Linked DNA regions of Homo sapiens: region 1 is linked to region 2. A link is a loop called in an ENCODE intact Hi-C map of the cell type or tissue named here. Cell type or tissue: right lobe of liver. All regions are shown on one strand. Links, peaks and the distances in the headings refer to the core of each region. The heading gives the core; the rest is flanking DNA. Region 1 has its middle 4.0 kb from the start of RCOR2. Region 2 has its middle 5.8 kb from the start of ZFTA.

Evidence for each region. Hi-C counts contacts between places; a loop is a spot of excess contacts. Peaks named below come from ENCODE experiments on the same cell type or tissue, not always from the same donor. Only the 100,000 strongest peaks of a DNase experiment are listed, where the experiment ranks them.
Region 1: it touches region 2 in a loop (2.0-fold over the local background); 11 of 110 quality-filtered maps call a loop at or near these places.

Annotation. Positions count from the first base shown.
Region 1 is chr11:63,919,017-63,923,368 of GRCh38, forward strand. It overlaps a transcript of RCOR2 not described here. Among named protein-coding and RNA genes, the nearest start is that of RCOR2, 4.0 kb to the left of the region's middle. RefSeq lists enhancers at 1,200-1,862, 1,863-2,523. In right lobe of liver, for the core only: a CTCF peak has its summit at 2,282 (motif pointing left); no DNase peak of the experiment used is centred there; H3K4me3 peaks cover 552 bases; H3K27ac peaks cover 1,729 bases.
Region 2 is chr11:63,772,369-63,776,752 of GRCh38, forward strand. No RefSeq gene overlaps it. Among named protein-coding and RNA genes, the nearest start is that of ZFTA, 5.8 kb to the left of the region's middle. In right lobe of liver, for the core only: no CTCF peak of the experiment used is centred there; no DNase peak of the experiment used is centred there.

The DNA of each region.
Region 1 (4,352 bases), core at 1-4,000, 150 kb after region 2:
GGCACTCTGGGCCAAAGGAAGACTCTGCTCTGGAGGTGGGGACAGGGAGGGGAGGTTTATTCCTTGGGGCGGGGGTTGGGAGAGTCCCTAGGCCCTGATGCAATGAGGCTTCTGCCTAGGAGGTGGGCCACGACACAGGAAGTGTGTCCTAGGAGTTTGGGGGCGACTGTGGGGGCCACGGGGTCCAGAGGGAAGGCGCATTCCTAGTGAAGAACCCCCTCATGGAGGGGCAAGGGTGCAGGGTTAGAAGGGGGAGGGGCAAGGCCCCACCCCTCCCACCTGCTACAGCCGCCCCCTCCCCAGCTGGCCCCCTCTTTTGTGCGAAGCCACACAAAGGACAAGGGGCCCCGGCCGGCCTGGCCATCTGCTCCCAGCAGCATGAAGGCTCTTAAAGAGACAGCACCCCCTCCCTGCCGCCCCGGGGCTGCGGGGCGGGGCTGCGCCACCGGATCCGGGCTCCGCGGTTATCCCAGATCCCACCCACCTTTCCCTGGCTCCACTTGTCCCCAGGTCAGAAATCGTCCTCCCCCAGGCCTGGGGCACAGAGGTGCCACGTGGCCAGGAACATGGGGGTGTGGGAGGGGAGGGAAGGAGAGGCAGCCCGGGGACCAGCCCCTCCTCTCCTGCAGCCTGAGGCAGCGGAAGGGGCCAAGGAAGCTGGGCAGCGCGGCCGAGAACCCGGGGCCCTCACCTACCCGAGCTACCTCCGAGCTTGGCGCGAGCCGGAGGGCTCCCGGGAATGCCCTCCCCGCCATTTTCGCCGATGAGCTCGGGCTCACCCTTCCACTGGAAGCGACAGCGCCTTCTTTTCGAGGGCTGCAGGCCAGGACGCAGGCCGCCTGGAAGCAAGTGTGATCAGGGCACATTTATTTCCTACGGTGTGCCAGATGAGGAAACTGAGGTCTTGCACAGCCCCTACACAGGCCTCCGCCAGAAGCTGCATCCCTTGCCTGGGCCAGAAAAGGCTCCTCACCCCTCCAGTCCCCAGGGAAGCCGGCCCTAGCCAGGCCGAGTCCCACTCAGCGCCCTTGCCACACACACAGCTCAGAGACACAAGTCTATATGATGCCTGTGGTGGTTTCCTTGCCTGTCTCTGGCTGGGCTGTGTCCCCATGAGGGCAGGGGCTCTGTTTGCTGCTGTGCTTTCGGGGCCTGGCATACAGTAGGCACTCAGTGTTTGCTGAATGAATAAGTGTCGGAAGCCCTTTGCCTTCACCGGGCTTCTCTGCGCTCTGCCTGCTGGGTTTCTTGCTTCCTCCTTCCTCAAGGTGAGGCCGAGGGGACAAAGGTTGAACAGGGATGCTGGGAGGGAAAAGGAGGGTGACCTTGGGCAAGCCATCCGGCCTCCCCTTGCCGCTCCCTCCTCCCGCAGGCGGGGGCAGCTCCAGCCAATCCCAAGCCCGCCAGCCCTGCCAGACAGACTGGGACTGTCCCGAGCTCCGGCCCAGCGAGCCTGGCCGCTGTGGTGTGTTGCCTGGGACCCTGGCCAGGCCATCAGTGGCCACAGCCAAGGGGCTAAACTTGGGGAGGGAGAGAGGCAGCGGGAGGGCCCCGGGGTTGGGGAGGGAGTGTGGTGGGATCCGAGCCAAAACCTGGCTGAGCAATTAGGGGGCTGGGGGGAGGTGCTTCCATCGACTGGGGGCCTGGCGGGAGGTGACCCTGGGGAAATGGAGGAGGTGGGCTAGAGTGGAAGGACCATGGCAGCTCCCTCTGGGGCCCCCACCCTCTCAGTCCTGCCCAGACAGGAATTCGGTTCCTCCCTCCCCTGCCGCCCACTGGGGCCCTGGGCAGGCTGTGTGGCCCAGGGTGCTGCCCTCCCCTTTTCTGGGCCCTGTCAGTGAACCCCCTGGCCTAGCCGGCACTCCTTCCCCCACCCCACCTCACCCCCCACCCAGGGTTGTGAAGAAGCTGAAAGAGGTGACAGAGGTGGCAATCTGGCGCTTGGCACCACCCCGGCACGGTGGCCGTGCAAGGAGGCGGCAGAGGGAGGCAAGACAGGCACATCTGGGAGTGGCCCTTGGGGGAGGATGCAGCAGACCAGGCGCGGGGTCAGCAAGGAGACTCCAGGCTTCAGACACCCACGTGGGGGAAATCTGATTCCCTGAGCAAATCTGACATCCCTGGGGAAGGGTCAGCAAGACCTCGGGTTGAGATGAGAGGTGACAGGAGCTCCCAGACTCCATGAGGGGGAGCCTGCTTGGTTTCTCCGGAAACTGGGATTGGGGGTGGGGGGCCTCCCCTTGCCCTCACCTGGACAACAGCTGCGCCCTCTGGCGGTGACCGCATGGACCAAGGGGGTCCCACCTCAGTCTGGGAACAAATGTCCTCCCAGAGAGGCTGAGCCTGGCGCCATGTTCCTGGGGAAGTGCCTGGATCATGGTCCCCCTGGGCCATTGGAGTCATTGAGCCTTAAATCCACCCCCAGCAAGGCCTGCCCCAGAACCACCCATCACCCTCCAGTGCAGTCAGGTGGACCAGAGGTCCCTAGAGAAGTGGCAGGAGCTCAGACTTAGGTTGAGTCCTGGCTCCGCTTCTTGCTAGCTACGTGGCCTTAGGTGAATTACTTGGCTTCTCTGAGCCTCAGTCCTTCATCTCTAAAAGGGCAAGATGATCCTGACCTCATTGACTGTTAGGAAGATCCAAGGACATCTCACATGGAATGGAGTAACAACATCAATGCTGGCTTTCATCTGAAGCCGTGCTCCCCTCTTGAGCACCCCCAGCAGGGCCCCCTCTGCCCATGGCTCACTGCTCCATGAGGCAGCCCATGCCCAGTGGACCAGTTCGGGCCAGCCCCACCTTGAGCTCCTGGGTCTGACCTCTGGAGCAAGAAGCTGCTCCATGACATTGGACACTTCACATCTTCTCAACTATGGGTTGAACATTTCCCACAAAGTCCATGTGTTGGAAACTTAATCCCTACTACAACAGTGTTGAGAGGTGGGACCTTTGGGCATGAGGCAGTGCCCTCAGGAATGGATTAATGCCATTATCTCAAGAGTGGGTTAGTTATTGAGGGAGTGGGTTCTAGATAAAAGATGAGTTTGGCCCCCTAATCCCACCCTGCATGTGAGTTCCTGCTGCCATGTGAGGATGCAGCAAGAAGGTCCTCACCAGATTCCAGCACCATGCTCTTGGACTTCCCAGCCTCCCAAACTGTGAGCCAAATAAACTTTTTTGTTTGTAAACTACCCAGTCTCAGGTATTCTGTTACAGCAACACAAAATGGACTAAGATACTCCCTTTAGACATGTCAGCAGTTCCAGATAGGTATCTGGAACTTCAGCCTTCAGTCTGACCTCTCTAATCACTCTAATTATACACTATACACACATAATACAAATATTTTTTTTCTAGACCAACTCTTGCTCTGTTGCCCAGGCTGAAATGTAGTGGTATGAGCTCGGCTCACTGTAACCTCTGCCTCCCAGGTTTAAGCGATTCTTTTGCCTCAGCCTCCCGAGTAGTGGGGATTACAGACATGCGCCACCACGCCTGGCTCATTTTTGTGTTTTTGGTAGAGACGGGGTTTTGCCATTTTGGCCAGGCGGGTCTGGAACTCCTGATCTCAAGCAATTCACCTGCCTTGGCTCCCAAAGTGTTGGGATTACAAGTGTGAGCCACTGCGCCAGGCCACTGAATACAAATTTTTAAATATAGCTTCGATTATATCCCATTCCTTCTCAGCCTTCCACGGTTCCCTATTGCCTTCCAGGAAAAGGTCTCACAGCCCAGTACTCAAGGGGTTTCTAGCCCATGTATGATCCAGCCAAACAGGTGGCTCACCATTCTCTGAGCCTCACCTGGTGGCCCAGGATGCTCCACCCACCCTGCAAACCCTGGCCTGGCTCACCCATCTGCATGCCCCATGCCCAGCCCTTCCCTCAGGGCTGCTGGGTGCTCTGCTCTGCCAGGGCACATCCAGGACTTCTGGCTGAGCAGTGAGTACCCTTCCTGCTCTCCCCACAGTCCCCCTCCACCACTCCAGCCACCATATGGCTCTTAGCATAGGACCTTGCCTCCCACTTCCAGAGGGAAGTGAGGCCATCTGGGAGGAACCCCTTCATGGCCTTTGTCTGCTCCTTCCCCTCCCTGTAGCATAGATGGACCTTCCCCCTTCAAGGCCAACCTCACTCCCAGGCTTTGCATCACCCTCAGTGCCAGCCCCACCACACACACACACCCCAATCCTGAGCACCTTGATTTTCATTTTCCTCTCCTTACTCATGTTTGTCTTCCCCCCTCATCACATGAACCTGCTTAAGTCCATTCATCCTAAACACACACACACCCCTGCACCTCCCGTACCCCACTCCCAACCCTCCCTTCATCCCATGTTCACCTTAGTTGCC
Region 2 (4,384 bases), core at 222-4,221:
AATTACAGGACATGGTGTCTGCTTGAATGTGATGATCCGGGAAAGGCCCTGCTAACTCCCAAGTATCTGGATTGAGAGGATGGGGCTATAAAAAGAAAAGTAGATTTGGAAGTAGAAAATGAGGTTACAGGCTGGGCGCAGTGGTTCACACCTATTACAGCACTTTGGGAGGCTGAGGTGGGTGGATCACCTGAGGTTGGGAGTTCGAGACCAGCCTGACCAACATAGTGAAACCCCATCACTACTAAAAATACAAAAATTAGCTGGGCGTGGTGGCGCGGGCCTGTAATCCCAGCTACTCGGGAGGCTGAGGCAGGAGAATCACTCGAACCTGGGAGGTGGAGGTTGCAGTGAGCTGCGATTGTGCCATTAGCCTGGGCAACAAGAGTGAAACTCCGTCTCAAAAAAAAAGAAAAGAAAATGAGGTCACAACCTGAGAACTTTGGAGCCCATTTCAAACCCAGAACTCCTGATTTTTACACCTTACCTCTTCCATTCTCTAACTCAGATTCACTTAGTCCCCTGTGTGGTGTCTCCAGCCAGCCCTAGAACTTCTAAGGTTGTTGGTCCCAGCCTTCAAGGGCCAGCGTCCCCCAGTGGGGCAGCCTTCTCCTAGTGCTTCAGTGGCTCCTTGGGCAGGTCCCGTTAAAAGGAGGGCCACTGACAACAAAAACAGAGGAACTGTGAATTGTGTTCCCAAAGGAAGGTTTTTAAGGAGGTAAAACATTAACCTCCCTAGACCCAACTTTGTGACAAATTCTGGATTCTACTTTTCAGGATATCTCAGAACTAAAAAAAAACAAATCCTGGTTCTAAAAGTAGCCTTCAACATTCTCCAGAGAGCAGACCCAAACTCCTTCAAAAAACTAAGATCGGTCATATAGGCTGTAATGTTAAAGGAACTTTCTATGTAGATTGTAAATTAAATCATCCCTTGTAAAATCCCAAAGGAATTTCAAACTTAAGGATTATATCCAGGTCTAAGCCAAAACCTTGAGCTTTGAATGTGTGTGTTGAGGGGAGAGAGTGTGGAATTTTATTTAATTTAATTAATTTATTTATTTTTTTGAGATGGAGTTTTGGTCTTGTCGCTCAGGCTGGAGTTCAATGGCTCACTGCAACCTCTGCCTCCCGGGTTCAAGCGATTCTCCCGCCTCAGCCTCCCGAGTAGCTGGGATTACAGGCGCCCGCTACCACACCCAGCTAATTTTTGTATTTTTAGTAGAGACGGGGTTTCACCATGTTGGCCAGGCTGGTCTCGAACTCCTGACTTCAGGTGATCTGCCCTCCTTGGCCCCCCAAAGTGCTGGGATTACAGGCGTGAGCAACCGCGCCTGGCCTAATTTTTGTATTTTTAATAGAGACGGGGTTTCACCATCTTGGCCAGGCTGATATTGAATTCCTGACCTCGTGATCCACCTGTCTTGGCCTCCCAAAGTGCTGGAATTACAGGCGTGAGCCACTGCCCCTGACCTAATGTTTGTATTTTTGCAGACATGAGGTGTCACCATGTTGCCCATGCTGGTCTCAAATTCCTGAGCTCAGGCGATCCTCCCACCTCGACCTCCCAAAGTTCTGGGATTACAAGCATGAGCCACTACGCCCGGCTTCTTTCTTTTTAAAATTGTAAGAACACTTAACATGAAATCTATCCTCTAAACAAGCTTTTAAATGTACAGTGCACTATTGTTGACCATAGGCACTAGGTTCTACAGCAGATCTCTACAGCCTATTCATCTTATTTAACTAAAACTTTATGCTCATTGGCCAGGCGCAGTAGATCACGCCCATAATCCCAGCACTTTGGGAGGCTAAAAAGGGCGGATCAACTGAGATCAGGAGTTTGAGACGAGGCTGACCAACATGGTGAAACCCCCATCTCTACTAAAAATACAAAAATTAGCCAGGCATGGTGGCACACGCCTGTAGTCCCAGCTACCCAGGAAGCTGAGGCAGGAGAATTGCTTGAACCCGGGAGGCAGAGGTTACAGTGAGCCAAGATTGTGCCACTGCACTCCAGCCTAGGTAACAGAATGAGACTCCGTCTCAAAAAAAAAAAAAAAACTAGGCCGGGCGCAGTGGCTCACGCCTGTAATCCCAGCATTTTGGGAGGCCGAGGTGGGCGGATCACAAGGTCAGGAGATCGAGACCATCCTGGCTAACATGATGAAACCCCATCTCTACTAAAAATACAAAAAATTAGCTGGGCGTGGTGGCGGGCGCCTGTAGTCCCAGCTACTCGGGAGGCTGAGGCAGGAGAATGGCGTGAACCTGGGAGGCAGAGCTTGCAGTGAGCCGAGATCGTGCCACTGCACTCCAGCCTGGGCGACAGAGCCAGACTCCATCTCAAAAACAAAAAAAACTCTATGCTCATTGATTAGTAACCCCTCTTTCCTCCTTTCCCCAGCTCCTATCAACCACCCTTCCACAGTTTGATTCTATGAATTTGAATTTTTAAAAAAATTTTTTTTTAGATTCAGGATCTTGCTGTGTTATCCAGGCTGGAGTGCCATGGCACAATCATAGCTCTCTGTAACCTCGAATTCCTGGTCTCAAGGGATTCTTCCGCCTCAGCCTCCCAAATAACTAGGACTACAGGCACCCACTACCACACCTGACTAATTTTTTAATTTTTTTGTTGAGATGGGTGTCTCCTCACTATCTTGCCCAGGCTGGTTTCGAACCCCCTGCCTCAAGCAATCCTCCTGCCTCAGCCTCCCAAAGTGTTGGGATTACAGTTGTGAGCCACATGCCCAGTCAAATTTGACTATTTTAGAAACTTCATGTCACTGAAATCATGCAGTGTTTGTCTTTCTGTGACTGGCTTAGTTCACTTAGCATAATTTCCTCAAAGTTCATCCATGTTGTCACATGTTGAAGAATTTCCTTCTATTTTAAGGCTGGATAAGATTCCATTGTATGTATACAAAGCATTTTCTTCATTCATCTGTTGGTGGACATTTAGTCTGTCTCCACATCTTGACTATTATGAATAAACATAGAAGTGCTAATATATCTCTGAGATCTTATTTGAAGTCTTCTGGATAAATGCCCAGAAGTGAGATTTACAGTGGCTATACCATTTCTCATTCCTAACCAACAGTGTGCAAGGGTTCCGATTTCCCCACATCCGTATGAACAGTGATTGCCCTGTACAGCGAAGCACTCTGAATGCCTCAGCTATGCAAACCATTTACTGGGGTGACTTGATCAATGAGAAAATACAGGATAGCCGGCTGGGAGTGGTAGCTCATGCCTGTAATCCCAGCACTTTGGGATGCTGAGGCAGGTGGATCACCTGAGGTCAGGAGTTTGAGACCAGCCTGACCAACATGGTGAAACCCCGTCTCTACTAAAAATTAGCTGGGCATGGTGGCTGGCACCTGTAATCCCAGCTACTCAGGAAGCTGAGGCAGGAGAATGGCTTGAACCTGGGAGGCGGAGGTTGCAATGAACCGAGATCACATCATTGCACTCCAACCTGGGCTACGGAGCGAGACTCCATCTCAAAAAAAACAAACAAACAAACAAAAACACAGGATAGTCTTCTTGGCCCTACCTGTTGGTGCCAATGGAAGGATAATTCTTAGGGCCAGGGCACAAGTGTCCTGAGTTCCCCCTGCCAGTGTGGAAAACCACAGATGCACTGGACGGTGCTCCTCAGAGCCAGCCTTGGATGCTGGCTGCTGCTGGCTCCCCAATTCCTGGTTTTAGGGACCTCTAAGATGGCCCCAATGTCCTAACCCGTCCACCCCACTAAAGAGGGACAGTCCCATAATGGTCCAACTCTTTGACAAGACCATGAGCAAGGATGAAGAACAAGGGGTAGTTGACCAACAAGGCCTTCATTCCTGTCCCTCTTTATTAAAAAAAAAAAAAACATAGACACAGAGTCTCCCTATGTTGTCGAGGCTGGTCTCGAACTCCTGGGCTCAAGTGATTCTCCAGCCTTGGCCTCTGATATGGTTTGGCTGCGTCCCCACCCAAATCTCACCTTGAATTATAATAATTCCCACATGTGGAGGGTGAGGCCAGGTGGAGATAATTGAATCATGGGGGCAGTTTCCCCAGTATTGTTCTCGTGGTAGTGAATAAGTCTCACAAGATCTGATGGTTTTATAAATGGGAGTTACTCTGCACAAGCTCTCTTGTCTGCCACCATGTAAGACATGACTTTGCTCCTTATTCCCCTTCTGCCATGATTTTGAGGCATCCCCAGCCATGTGGAACTGCGAGTCAATTAAACTTCTTTCCTTTATAAATTACCCAGTCTTGGGTATGTCTTTATGAACAGCATGAGAACGGACTAATACAGCCTCCCAAAGTGCTGGGACTACAGGTATGAGCCACCACACCCAGCCTGTCCCTCTTTAAATGTGTCAAA